Linked DNA regions of Homo sapiens: region 1 is linked to region 2. The links are chromatin contacts, found by Hi-C or POLR2A ChIA-PET in ENCODE. All regions are on one chromosome and are shown on one strand. The core of a region is the stretch at or near the end of the contact, and the rest is flanking DNA. Distances in the headings are between cores, read along the strand shown. Region 1 overlaps RORA (RAR related orphan receptor A). Region 2 holds the start of RORA-AS4 (RORA antisense RNA 4).

Region 1 (6,733 bases), core at 3,307-5,806, 81 kb after region 2:
GTGTAGAATTGGGCCTAAGATGGCTCTCAGAGGGAGGAAGAGACCTGGGTCTGCAGCAGCAATTAGAACTGTTTCTGGGGTTCACCTCACTTGCTGCCTTAGTATGAGAACTAGGTTTCCTTTGACAGCCTGTTTCTTGGGTGGTCCACTTTTGACTCGGAGGGCTCATCAGAGGGAAAGGAAGGATGCCTATTCCTCTGGTGCCTGGTCCTCTCAGCCAGTGTCCTCTGCACCTGCCCCAGAGGGCTCTGACACAGGCCTGGTGGAGATTGAGAGCTCAACATGGGGCCAGGTGAAGGCAAAATTCCCCAGGTTCTTAGGCAAGATTTGATTCAGATCTGTGGCTGTGAAGCCAGGCCTTTTGCCCTTAACCAGAAGTCTCCAGACAATGGATTTGCAGCCATGACTCATAGAACCCTGTCCCCACTCTCACCAGCAGAGGCTTGGCTCTGGGAAAGATGGTTCAGGACTCTGGACCTCAGGAGTCCCATTTAGAAAAGAATCAAGAGAGTGAGATGTTTGCTCAGCTGCCTTTTCCCTCCAGAGAGGGACACTGCATGTGTCCCGCCACTGCTAGGCTGAAGGAGGAGAAGAGCGAATGAGCTCTGTGTTCACAGCACATCTTCTTACCCAGCCTCTCTGGACATCCCAGGAATGGGGGGCTTAGCTTCTGGTTTGTGACAAGGGGAGGATGCCTTCATTATCCCCTAATCCTGTCTCCGTGGCCCGGCAGCCTGACTGACAAAGCATCCTGCCTGGCACTGTGGCAACTGCCATCGAAGCCTGACCAGCTGGAGCCCAGGCGATAGTTTTTCGAAAGCTGTTACCCAAAAAAAGCAACACTGAGTTGGGTGTAGAGATAACTATCTCTGCTGTCACACCACACGGGGAGGGAGGGTAGCGACAATACCACCTCCTTCCTCGACAACGATACCTTACGGAAGCCAGAGAAATTTAGGCATTGAAAGTAAAAACATTCAGCGTACTTACCAAATGTTGACTGACTCCCCGTGAGCATTTTTTCAGCAGAGAGCTGAGGGAAACAACTTTTTCTTGTTTTCTCTCCACGCCATCCCACAGCTGACACAGCTTGGAGAAAGAACACACACCCATAGACTGCAAACACTTCTCAGGTGGCTGTGAACCCTCTCGGGGCCTCAGGCACTACAAGGTGCCCTCCCTGACCTCCTGGGTATGAAACACAGAGGAATCTAGGGCTGAGTGATTGTGTGCTACCAAAGAGAAAGAGAGAGGAAGCAAAGCCACAATTTGGATCGTCCTGTGGCTGCCGCGGCCACAGCCATCCAACCAGCAGCTCGCCTGGCAGTGCCTACTGGCAATGGGCTCTCTCTGTCTCTCTCTCCCTTTCTGTGGCTCTTTCTTGTTTTCTCTCTCCCTCTCTCTCTCTCCTTTCTTGGGGGCTGTATTGGTTCTGGAGAAGGAGGCCCCTGCCATTGCTTCTGACATTGCACAGGAAAGGAAGAGTAAAAATGCTATTGAGAAAGACCTGGTTTTTCTGTTTTTCCTGGAGGGATTCCTCCCTCGCAAAGGGAGTGGATTAGAAATGATGGAATAATTCGAAGGCCACAAGTGGACAGGTGGAGCCAACACCCCTCCACACACCTGGTCAGTCCATTTTCTGCCCTCGTTCTCTCCTCCCCGTCATGATGTTGTGCTCCGCCCTTTATCTCCTTTTTTTTGGTTGTCACAGTTTCAGCTCATTGTCACTTGTGAGGAAAGTAGAAACCATCCACTGTATCTGGTGTAAAACAGCCTCAAACCTTTTTGAGAAAAGCAGGATACAAATGAATCAATGTGCCAAGCAGTGCCCTTGGGGGCGTGGGACCTGGGTCCAGTGATCCCAGATGGTGGCCTTCCCCCAGGAGAGAGAACAGCACTGTCTCTCCTCCCCTCGCACTACAGTTTGGGTCACTGCCATCACGGATGCCTTCTCAAAACATATCTTTGACCCCTTCTTCCTTCTCTGTGGTTGCCAAGCTGACCCATCCCTTGCTCCTCAGCCATCTTCCTTTCTAAAGTTCACGAATTTGTGTTTTCCACCCCCTTCCCTTCTCTACCACCCCAGGGCCGTCGTCCACTTTGCTTGGATACTGACAGAGCCTCCTTGCCAACATTCCTCCTTTCTCCCCAAACTGATGACAGGTGAAGATTTCCCCAAACAGCAATTTATTTAATATCATCCCTGCAGGAATATCTTCCTTGGCTGCCCATGGGCTGCAGGATAAAGTCCAAATACCTAGTCTCAGCAAACAGAAACTTCTACATCTTGACCCTAACTTACTGTTCAAAGCATTAATCATAATAGATATTTTCAAAGCTACCATTTATGATTTATGGGCCACTTAGTACACATCAGATACAGCGTTAAGCATTGCTTCCTGAGTTAGTTCTCACAAGAGTCCTACATGAAGTTTCATTACTTGCACTTTCCATTTTCAGGCCTGTAGAGATGAAGCAGCTTCAGAAGGCTGACAGTGGGTCAGTGGTCAGTGGTGAGCATTGGACTGCAGATCTTATGATGTCAAAACCCATGCTCTTGACCCCTTCACTGCCCCTTCTACCTGAACGGATGCCCTGTGCTGCTGTCACACCCCTCCCCCGACCCTCCACACAGGTCCTGGGCTGTCATGGTCACCCCCTCCCAAACCCAAACTGGTGCCTGGGGCAGAGGAGCTCTAAGAAGTCCTCAATCCATATGAGCTGAAAGTTCTCAGCCTTCAAAGTAGAAGATCGGGTGGATAAAGAAGACACGCAGCCCAGGAAGCTTCAAGTAGATGGGCAGTGAGTGCCAGCCCGCCACATCTGCTGAGTGAGAGTGGGTGGTGGAAGAGCTGGGGCTGGCTGTATTCATTTGAAACGTGGGCTCTTTCTCTGCATCCTGCAGCAGCCTCTTTCTCTGTCCACCCTTCTCGTTCACCCACCACACCCCTCGTGAAACTCCATTCCTAAGGTAATTCTCCAAATGTCCAAACCCAAGATCTACTCAGCCAAGAAGCTGGGTTCTGCCGCTCTCCCTCCCCCTGCTGTTCTGCTGCAAGGAAATGGAAGAAGGAACAACCTCGCTGGGCCACTTGGTGATTTGTTTTTTCCTTGCTCAAAGCACAAACATGCACAAATCTCAGAGTCCCCATGTTAAGCAGAGACGCTCCCTGGTCAGTCTCCTGCACTCTAACTTCCTAAAAATTAAAGAGTCAAGGCAGAATCAGACACGGTAGAAGGGAGAAAAGGCCTCTTAGTAGCCATAAAGTCCAGGTACCTCATTTTACAGGTGAGGACATCGGAGCCTGGAGAGAAATAACTTGTCCAAGGTCATTCAGTATCAGAGTGGTAGAGCCCACACAGTTCCCAAGGCCTTTTCTCCCAGGCGGAGAGCTCTTTCCCTCTCCCTGTGATGTGGCTGCTGCAGCCACACAAACCAACTGTTCTTGTTACACGTGTCATGGTCAAATGTCCACTAGCTGCCCAAGGGCAAGATGAGTTACAAGAGCAATTCTTCCCATGACTTTACAGTTGTCAGGAGGGGTCAAGGACGCTTTCAAGATTCACACTCTGACCGTGGCAAGCCAGGTTCTCGGAGGGTTAAATGACTGATGAAAAGAAAGCCAAAGGCTGAGTCAGAACCAGGGACAGAACGGCTGGCACAGCCCTGTCTTGCTGGGGAAGGCAAAGTTCTCCATTTTGGCAAGGTCCGTGAATGTCTCTTTTTGCTTTTCCTGGGTCTCTGGTGCACTTGTTGGATTGAATCTTAAAGCATACCCTGAATGCTAAACATCTCAGGATAATGCACTAAGTCCTTCCTCAGCTGGGCTGGCCCATCTTTCTACAGCCTCACCCTAATATACCTACTCTGCTCAGGGCACAGGAAACATAGCCCACACTTTCACATCTTCATTTACTTTTTTTTTGGTTATTCTCTCCACCAGGAATATCTTCCCCTCTTTAACTGGCAAACCTGCACTTGACTTTGAGGATGGAGTTTAAATGCCTGCTCCTTTTCATAGCCTCCTCTGGCTCTTCTCTCCTAGTCCCCTCACTTGTCTTCCCAGAGAACTCTGTTCCTGGCACCTCTCTGCCCTTCCTGAGTTGAATTCTAGCTATTTGTTAACATGTTTTCTCCTATGGCTGTCCTGAGGCTCTCTCAAGGACAGTGACTCAGTCATATTCATCTTTGTACCCTGGGTTGTCAGCTCAGTTACTGGGACACAGAGGGAACAAAAGAATTACTACTTTAAACTACACAGAAATGCATCTACTTAAGGAAAACTTTGCTCCAAGTTCCCAAATGGAAAAGCCAATGAAGGAGTTGTTGTTGTTGTTGTTGTCGTTTGCCCCTAAGAGTATAGCAAAGGCCCCCAACCAGCCAGTTTTCATTCTGAATGGTAAAGTGTCATTTTACAAGCTGCTGCCACGAGCAAGCCTCCACGCATGTCGAATGCACACTTGTATGCATGCACACACACATAGGAGCTAGAAGGAGCTGGTTGCTCTATGGCAAGAAGCAGCAAAGAAGATAAGATCACCATACTGCAAAGGAAGGTAAGCCACGTGATGATGTGGGTAACCCCAGGCACAGATGATACCCTCAGCGAGGCCCAGCTTAAATCTAACCACATCAACTTTTCATGAAACAGACATGAAAAAGTAAGACTAAGACAATTACAAAAAAGGTGGTTTAATGCCTTCTTGCCTCGATGGTATCAAAGCTATTGGCTCCAGGGCTACACTTGGGGAAACAATTCTTTGAGATAAGGAGATGAACTATCTGCTCAAAAGAATGTGCAGGAAGCCAAGGTAACTGGGCAACACATAATGAAACGGTTTGTGGCCAATGAGCCGTCTAAACAAAAATATCCCTGGTAGGCATCAGTTGTATAAGTGAAGGAAACCAAACCCACCCTTGTTTCAAAGTGAAGACTTTGTGGGTGCCAGTGTGTGAGTGTGTGTGTGTGTGTCCTCACTAAATATTATAGTTAAAGTGAAATTCACAAGTCCTCCAGCTGTGGCTGACACTGGTATAAAATGAAAAGGTTGAGAAGGTGAGACTAGTTGTCATACAGCAACCTTGAAGTGCCTTTCCGGGTGGCACTGCCTGCTATGTGAAGGCTCATTTGCTGAATGACCATCACTACGTCAACACAAATTGAGATCTCAGCATTGATTTATCGGTGTGTGTCCCAGAAAGACACACTGCATTTCAGCATCACGGTATTCTGATGTAGTTAGGTTCTGAATTCTCTGAGCCACAGACGATGGTATGTTTCTCCTCTCTGAAGCTCTGCTAATGCCTCGTCCCTATTTCCCTGAAATATGGTTTCCCCCATCAGTTTTCAACCTTTTCGTTTCCCCAGGCAATCTTTTGATGATTCTTTAAGGTCCCCAGATCCACAGAATGTGACAGCTGGGATGAGCTTCCGGGGGTGCCGATTGGAAGCTTTACAGGCTCTAAAACTTGCTACTGAATCTCAGCTCTGGCATTAGTCGGTGTTCTTTGATTTCAGGTAAGTCACACAACCTAAATCTCAGCTTTCTCATTTATAAATTGGGACTAACAGAACCCATCTTCTAGTTGAGTTTGCTTTAGAAATATATGAGTTAATTCGCATTAAAGTACTTAGCACAATTATACACCTCAGTATGTGAAGCCATTTTTTTGTTTGCTTGTTTGAGATGGAGTCTTGCTCTGTCGCCCAGGCTGCAGTGCAGTGGTGCGATCTCCGCTCACTGCAACCTCCGCCTCCCGGGTTCACACCATTCTCCTACCTCAGCTTCCCGAGTAGCAGGGACTACAGGTGCCTGCCACCACACCCGGCTAATTTTTGTATTTTTAGTAGAGACGGGGTTTCACCTTGTTAGCCAGGATGGTCTCAATCTCCTGACCTCGTGATCCGCTCCCCTCGGGCTCCCAAAGTGCTGGGATTACAGGCGTGAGCCACCGCGCCCAGCTGTGAAGCTATTTTTATTACCACCACCAGCATGATCCCTTCAGACCCTCTTAATCTTGAGGTCCAGAGAGATAAAGTAACTTGTCCTAGGGAAATGAATCTTGGTTGAGACAATAACTATTGTCTCTGCTATACAATGATTAAACCAAAGATAGCAGCAATCGTAAGTGGCTGTCAGGGCTCAGGTCTACTCGCTTCCAGGTCAGAACCACATTGGTGCCCGTACTGTGATTTATCATTGCATACTTATTTTTTTCAGAGTGTAGCACTTGATAGGTACTGTATAAATATTTATTAATCAGCTGATTGCAAAGATCACTGCTGATTTTCAAAGCAACAGGTTTCTCTATCGTAACTGCTTCTCCTCCACACTATCACGTCCTTATAATTTCAGAACACCCATCTAGGAAGGACTCATACTAATGTGTTATCAGAGGGAAACATTCCACCCCTTTTTGGAATGCAGATATAGATTGCTCCAGATTTCAGGAACACTAATTAGAGCCACTGGTAATTTGACTGAAGCGCTAAAGCACCAAAGCACTCACAGAAGGCACCTTTGTACTCACACATTAGAGCTTTTGTCACTACATATCAAAAATGGTCAAGCTGCCTTTTGATGGTACCCGCAGGCTGGATGACAGGGTCAAGATGCCAGCCCACCAAATCCATCATCGGAAAGAAACTCGGGGCCAGCCCATCTCCTAAAAGCTGAGTATGTTGCACAGATTGCTGGTTCTAAATAGGATATTCTAATAAACATTGCTATT
Region 2 (6,564 bases), core at 1,379-3,878:
GTGCCACCCTAAGTTTCTGGCCCTTCTCCTTTTGGGCACAGGGAGGGGTGGGAATATGAAATTGCTGTTCACACGTGGGCTCCTACTAGCAAGATGAGCAGGAAAGGGAGGAGAGGGAGGAGTTGAATGAAACCTTCACAGAGACCAACTTCTGCAGATTCCATGGGCGACATTGCCTCTTCGAAGCAGCAGGATGGAGGACGTGGGGGTGCCACCCAGCCTGTACACCAAAGACACTTCCCACTCACCAGTTGTGGCTGTGTGCTCTTGATTGCAAACCTCTGGTACCCATCACAGATGTATTATCAATTTTCAAAGGGATTCGTATACAATAAAATACACTCAACAAGAAAACCACCCAGAACGCAATGAATCATTCTTTGATGATTCAGAAGGCACTTTAGGATCCTGTAGTGCCTTAGGGGCAGCATTACAAACATCAATTATCTTATGGTAAATGTGTAGAACAGCTAGTTCACAAGTTAAGAAAGAGCTGGGCAACTCTCTTTTATGATATGTTTTTTTAAAAAATTATGTTTTATCCCAGGCCTTTTCTACTTTCAAGCTCTTGCCCAGAATGTTGCTTCTATTTTTGCAAAAATGGCTCACTTACCAGCTTGGAGAAGTACCTCTCCTATGGTGTGCCTGAGTAAGTAAAACTGAAGTTGTCTCATTTTCCTATGAGCCATTTCTGGGGGTAGACTTCTGTCCTGTCCTTCTCCCCTAACCATTTAGGTATGCCTCTAATTAAATTCAAAACACTATATGAGAATTTTGGTCTGACAAAGATGACAAATATTTGTTTAGAAAGCTCAGTCAGGTGGCACACTTATGCACGGTTCAGTTTCAAATGTTCCTTAAAACCAGGAGGGTGTGTGATTCTATTGAATTCAGGCCAATTGCAAGCTAAGTTTCTCCCTCTTTGCAAACTACAGTAGTTGGTAATGAAAAAAAAAAAGTCTAGTCCTTGGAAATCAAGTTCTTGAGCACTTTTGAAAACAGACTAATCCAAAACATCTGCAAGAATTTTATCTTTAAAAACCCAGGTGTCTAAAACATAAGGGGAAAAATATACAAATGAGACTTTGTCAACCAAGTTTTTGAAAAACAGGTTTCTAGCAGAAAAAGAAGCATCTAGAATAAAATGCAGCTGGCTTTATGAATCTTTATTTTCCATGGTGATTCTTCCTTTTTGGTCTTCAACAAAGAATGGAATTTCTAGGTGAGTCTTGTCAGATTTTCCAAAAGTACTATTAAACTAAAACGAGGGGATTCCAGGCAAGATAACATCTCTGGGAGGCTCAACTCTGGCTTGAATTTATTAAAAACTTCTGGTTCTTAATTTAAATTTTAATGGTGGTAGACCCAAAGCAGCCAGACACGAAGGTTATGGTATCAGATGTGAATAACTGAAGACAGATGTGCTGTATTTCTATCAAACCAGAGGCCTGGGCCTTGCCCCATCTATGGTGAAAGGTCACCAGAATTCAGAGAAAGGAGGACATATTACAGCCAACTGTGTGCCTTTAAAGAAGTGCATGAAACACACACAGTACACACACACACACCCACGCACACACACACCACACACACAGGGAATAAAGGAGCATCTCCAGGTTGCTTATACACATATTTACTCCTACTATTACAAGGTGAGCCTACACATGATCTAAAGAAATGTCATTTTACTTGAAGCTACTGTGGCTTTGTAGCTACATTTTCTTACAAGTTCAATATCATCTAACCGCTACCCTAAAATTATGTCTGCAAGGGGGACTATTGGTATTTCGTAAACTGCTGCTGCTTCTCCTCTTTCTCTGTTAGACATGGTCTAATGGGTTTAGAAAATGACATTCAAGATGCTGCTTTGCCAATTAGAACTTCCGCTACCTGATTCTTGAAGGACATAGCACGCCTAATTGTGTGCTCAGACATTTTATTAAGTTGTTTTGAGTGCTGAAAGTCTTTTAACCTTCATATAGACCCATATTCATAAACAAAAATGTTTTCAGGGAAAAAATAACAGGGAAAAAGGCATTTAATTACAAATAAAAGTACTGTTTCCAATATGCACAGATTTTTTTTTTTTTTTTTTTTTTTTTTTTTTTAACCAACCTACCAAAGCAAAGGCAGGCTGCAGATGGTGAAAACTGAGTTGGGAAAACTGCACAGATATTTTCCCAAAACGTTCTCAGCGATGCTGCAAATGCCATTCTGGGTAGCCGAGAGGAAAAGACAGCAAGCATCATCTTGCCAGGGGCAGAACCTATTCCCAAGCCACTTTGAGAGCAGGAGTTGAACAAATATGATTTAGATGTTTCCCCCGCCCTGGAAACATGGTCTTGGGTTAACCGGTCCTTGGACAAATTTAAGAACAGTGTCTCCTACCAGGGAAATTATCTCATGCAAGAAAAAAAGTTCCCTTAAGCATCAAATTATTTTTCCTTAACTTTCTTTTAGAAAGTTTCCTTTTCAAAGTTTAGGAGGTTACACAGCATGTTAAACTCTTGACGAGATCTAAGGCAGAGGAGCGAGGAGGTTCGCTGCTGCCAGCCTTCCAAGAGAACCCAGTCATTAAGGAGCCCCAACTGTCACCAATCATACGGATCCCCATGTGGGACACACTTTAGCATGAACACAACCTTGCCTCGGAAAGCATACGTGGGAAAATATGCCAGGGGGGTAGCTCCCCAATTCTCCTGCCCAAAGATGTTTGCCATAGACTACGCTGACTGGCCCATTCAGGAGCCCCTCGGGTTTCCGCTGGACCTACCCTTCTGATTTGAGATCATCCACGTGTTTTCCCACCTCCGGAGGCTTTTATTTTCTGCTTCCTCCCTTCTTAGTACAGTGCCAATCACTGCTCTCCCCCGCCGCCCCCCTCCCCAAAGGCTCTCTGAGGCTGCTCCCTTTGTGATTGGCATCTCATTAATGAAGAAGGGCTGGTGTCTCTCATTACAGTTAGAGTGAGTGAGAGGACCTCAGAACTAATTTACTTGCTCTCACTAGGGAAGACACTTGCCTCCATCAAGAACTTCACTTTCCTGCTGCCTGTGGCAATAAAAGAACCCGTTTTGTTTTAACATTAATAAGGTGAGAGAATAGAGAATTTCCAAAAGAAATTAAGAAAGGCAAGAGGGTAGGTGTTGGCCCATGGAAGTTTCCCTAAAGCAGGTCTGATGGCGGAGTTCAGTGAGAGGCCTTTGATGCGGCAACATCTGGACCACATGAAAAAAAGCCTAGCAGGCAAATGAGAGACTGGCCAAGCAGAGAGGCTGGGGTGGGAAGCGGGGGGTATGGGTTCTAATCCTAGGTCCTAAGTCCCTGAGTGACCTTGGGCGAGTCTTTGATTTTTCTCTGGTCCTCAATTTTACTATCAGTAAAATAAAGGAATGGAATAAAATGGTCTTTTAGGGTTCTCTCAGCTCGAAAATTTTAATATTCTGTAAATGGGGCTCTGGACTATTTAAAACTTTTTTCATGTTTGGAGTGAGTTTTTTTTTTATCTCTGGCAACAAATTAGAAATTCCTCCAGAATTAAAGAGCATGGAATGGAAATCATTTGGCTTCTCCAGCTGAAAAGGTCAACTAGATTCAGAAATGTACTCCAAGGCTGCACTGTCTGCATGGAAACCTAATTAGAGATGATACTTCATTGGCTAAAAGGGATCAAACTTATCTGAGCTTTCATCTGGATATGTATTTTTAAAAAATTACTCTGAGTTACTAATTCATTTATCTTTCTACTTACAGGAAATTCCACTCATTGATAAAGCTCGGCTTCGACGCCCCTGCTCACAATGAAATACCTTCCTTGCCAACCACATTGCTTTATGATCGTGCCCCTTTACCACATTGTACTTGAAATGCCTTGTCATTTAAGAAACCATAAAAACGACGTCTTTAAAAATGGGTTCATCATTTAGCTGGAGATGGCTTCTGTGCCTGGAACCAGAAGCCTGTCCTCTCGGTGGTATGCCTCCACAAAAGGAAGCGAGCTACCACAAAGGACAGCATCATGTGTTGCCTTCATTGCTATTGAATCGGGAAGTTGGTGCCCAGTTTCAACATGGATGACAAAGTAGTGGGAATCTGAAATGCCTACAGTAGAAGTAAGGGTGTCTTTATATTGGGAATATCCTCGATCCCAGGGCCCATTTCTAATTCCCCCTTCTCTCTTTCCCTGATACAGGCTATTTTTGAACGAGAAGGACTTTGGCTCAAATCAACAGTTTGGTTTCTTACTGTTTACATCTATGAGTCAAAGTAGCTTGCTCCCAGGATCCCCCACCAAACCGAATGAAAATAAATTCAATGTGTGCCCACTGAGCCTGGCCTGGGAGTTCTTGAGATCAACTCAGAATCATGGTCTTTCTGTCACTCCCAAAACAATCCTACCTAATTCTACTTGTTCCTAAGTATTGCCTTAGGATACTGACAGTCTTTTCTCCTACTTACAGCTTTTGAATGAAATTAAAGCTAATCCTCTCTGGCTTGGTCGGGTCTTGTGTAAGATTCCCACACCCCACAATCAAGGCCTTGCAATGTGGTGTTAGAAGAGATAGCCAAGTTACCACACCTGTATCACGATTCGGATAAGGATAGTATTTTTTGCCTTCCATGAGACAGCTTTGAAAACCTGAGTCACAGAAGCTGCTTCATGCAAATCCTTCCACTTTCCTCCTCACTGCCAGTACATTGGCACCTCCTTCTTAAAATGAGAAGAGAAGCATAAACAAGACCTCTGTGGACCTCAGAATAAAATGTAAGATCTTCAGATTTCCATCGCATGATTTCACCAGGCCAAGGCAGCCCAGCTTCATTTTTACGTGCACTGTGGTTCTAAGTATTTACAGTGGTGTAACCCGCTCCCCCACCTAACCCCCCAATATCGGTACTTTACTCACTCAGCTTCTAGTGAGAAGAATAAACAAAAAGAATCAAAGAGAAGAAGGCAAGAAACCGGGGACCAATTTTCAGCTCATCCTTTCCTTCTTAAAAGAAGGAATTCGCCTGCAGTGTCTGTAATTTAGAAGGTTTTAATGAATGGCTTCTAAATTATTTATTACGCATAGAAAGCTGTAAACATCCCTCTCTGAACCATTATGATATTATCTGGGCAGGAGTCAAAAGGTTCAAACATTTGGCACTTTTCACTGGACTGTTGTTGAAAATAGTTCTGCTCTGTGAATGTAACTTCTCTCCTTCCTTGTTATATGGAATTGTGTGTGAGCCTGTGAGCCTGCGAGCCTGTGTCTGTATCATTCACTTGAGATCGTCAAAAGGCATCCTGGCTTTGTAATTTGCTCTTTTGCAGACTTTCGACTTAATAAGAGATTCCAAAATTAGTAAAAAAAAATATAATAAAGTAAAATAAAGCCAATTTAAAAAGCCTTCGACAGAATATACAAACTGGATATTCAAGCAGAAGTGTTTGAAATGCCTCAGCCTCATTTCAAAGAGCTTCCTGCTGTCAAGCCCAAACACCCAGACAGGTAGACTGCTGTGAAATATGTAGGCGATGCCTGCTGCCTGATTTTCAGATGGCGAGGAGGCATTTGAAAGCATCAAAGTTCCCTGTATAGATGTGTGTACATTAATCCCTGCCTCTGTGATCTCTGCACTCGCCTATTGTAACTTGCTGTTTAATAGATTGCCAAACTTTGCCCTTCACAGACTGCACTTTTTTTTTTTTTCCCAAGGATCTGCTCCTCTCCCAGGAGCTTCTTGCTGGGGCCGAGTTTTAAAAGTTTTCATTCCTGGGCTTGTGCTATGGCATTGGGTCACTCTTTGAATTCTGCACTTTTGAACACCTCACTTGTTGGCTTGCTTTTCCTCGCCCCTGGTGTCGATGTCTGTATGTGGCTAAAGTCAGTGCCCTCCAACCATGAAGCATCTGCCATGAGCCAGCCCTGATACGAATCATTAACAACCACAGCACTAGCCCTGTAAGAGCCTGTAATGTAGTGGGAGAGAAGATAGAGATCAAAGGCTGTCAACTGGCAGCCCACAGGTTGTGTATGGCCCAAAGACATGTACTGTTTTGCCTACACTGTGTTTTAAATTCAGATTAGTAACTAACACAGAAAAGATGGGAAATTTCACTTAGAAATCTGTGCTTCAAGCTTCTCTTGGAAAATTGGAAGGTGTGATTAAATAGGGCTTCCTGCCTGCATGGGTCCTGTTTTAGTTGGGATATATATTTTTTTCTAGACTGAGGTGGTGGAACAGTTACCATTAAGGACCTCAGCCTTGGCTTTCTTGATATCTTGATGTTACCTGCTGGGACATTGGCCTTTTGAGTCTGTGGTCCATGATAAGGACACACACAAAGGCAAATACTAACTGGAAAATTTGGGGGATACCAGCAGGTACTCTAAATATGTCATCTCATTTGATCTTCTAAACACATCTACAAATCTGCCATTATAATATCCACTTCACACATGAAAAGTTGAGGCTGTTTTTAAGTACCTTGCCCTATTTCACACAGCTGACGATAGAGGAGTTGGGTGTGGAACTAGAGCTATTAGCTTTGAAGCATCCTTCTTTTCAATTAGAAAG

What was found. Hi-C counts contacts between places; a loop is a spot of excess contacts on that map. ChIA-PET counts read pairs that join two places held with the same protein, here RNA polymerase II (POLR2A). Pooled maps may share reads with other maps.
Region 1: a loop to region 2 is called in a pooled map, with 7 times the contacts of the local background. The contact joins the enhancer-like site here to the promoter of RORA-AS4 in region 2. A Hi-C loop is called at or near these places in 6 of 50 pooled maps. POLR2A ChIA-PET finds 5 or more read pairs at or near these places in 5 of 52 experiments (CD4-positive, alpha-beta T cell, CD4-positive, alpha-beta memory T cell, activated CD4-positive, alpha-beta T cell and 2 more).

What each region holds. Positions count from the first base shown.
Region 1 is chr15:60,840,080-60,846,812 of GRCh38, forward strand. The region is part of intron 1 of RORA (RAR related orphan receptor A); the gene reads right to left. Among named protein-coding and RNA genes, the nearest start is that of RORA-AS4, 80 kb to the left of the region's middle. Within about 2 kb of position 4,557, at least 3 of the 41 ENCODE cell types and tissues checked have a DNase peak (open chromatin) inside an H3K27ac peak, as active enhancers do; they include CD4-positive, alpha-beta T cell, where a contact is called at or near this core.
Region 2 is chr15:60,760,989-60,767,552 of GRCh38, forward strand. RORA-AS4 (RORA antisense RNA 4) reads left to right here and starts at 2,629. Exons shown (of 3, transcript XR_007064662.1): 1 at 2,629-3,093; 2 at 3,754-4,112; 3 at 4,193-4,329. All of the region lies in intron 1 of RORA (RAR related orphan receptor A), which reads right to left.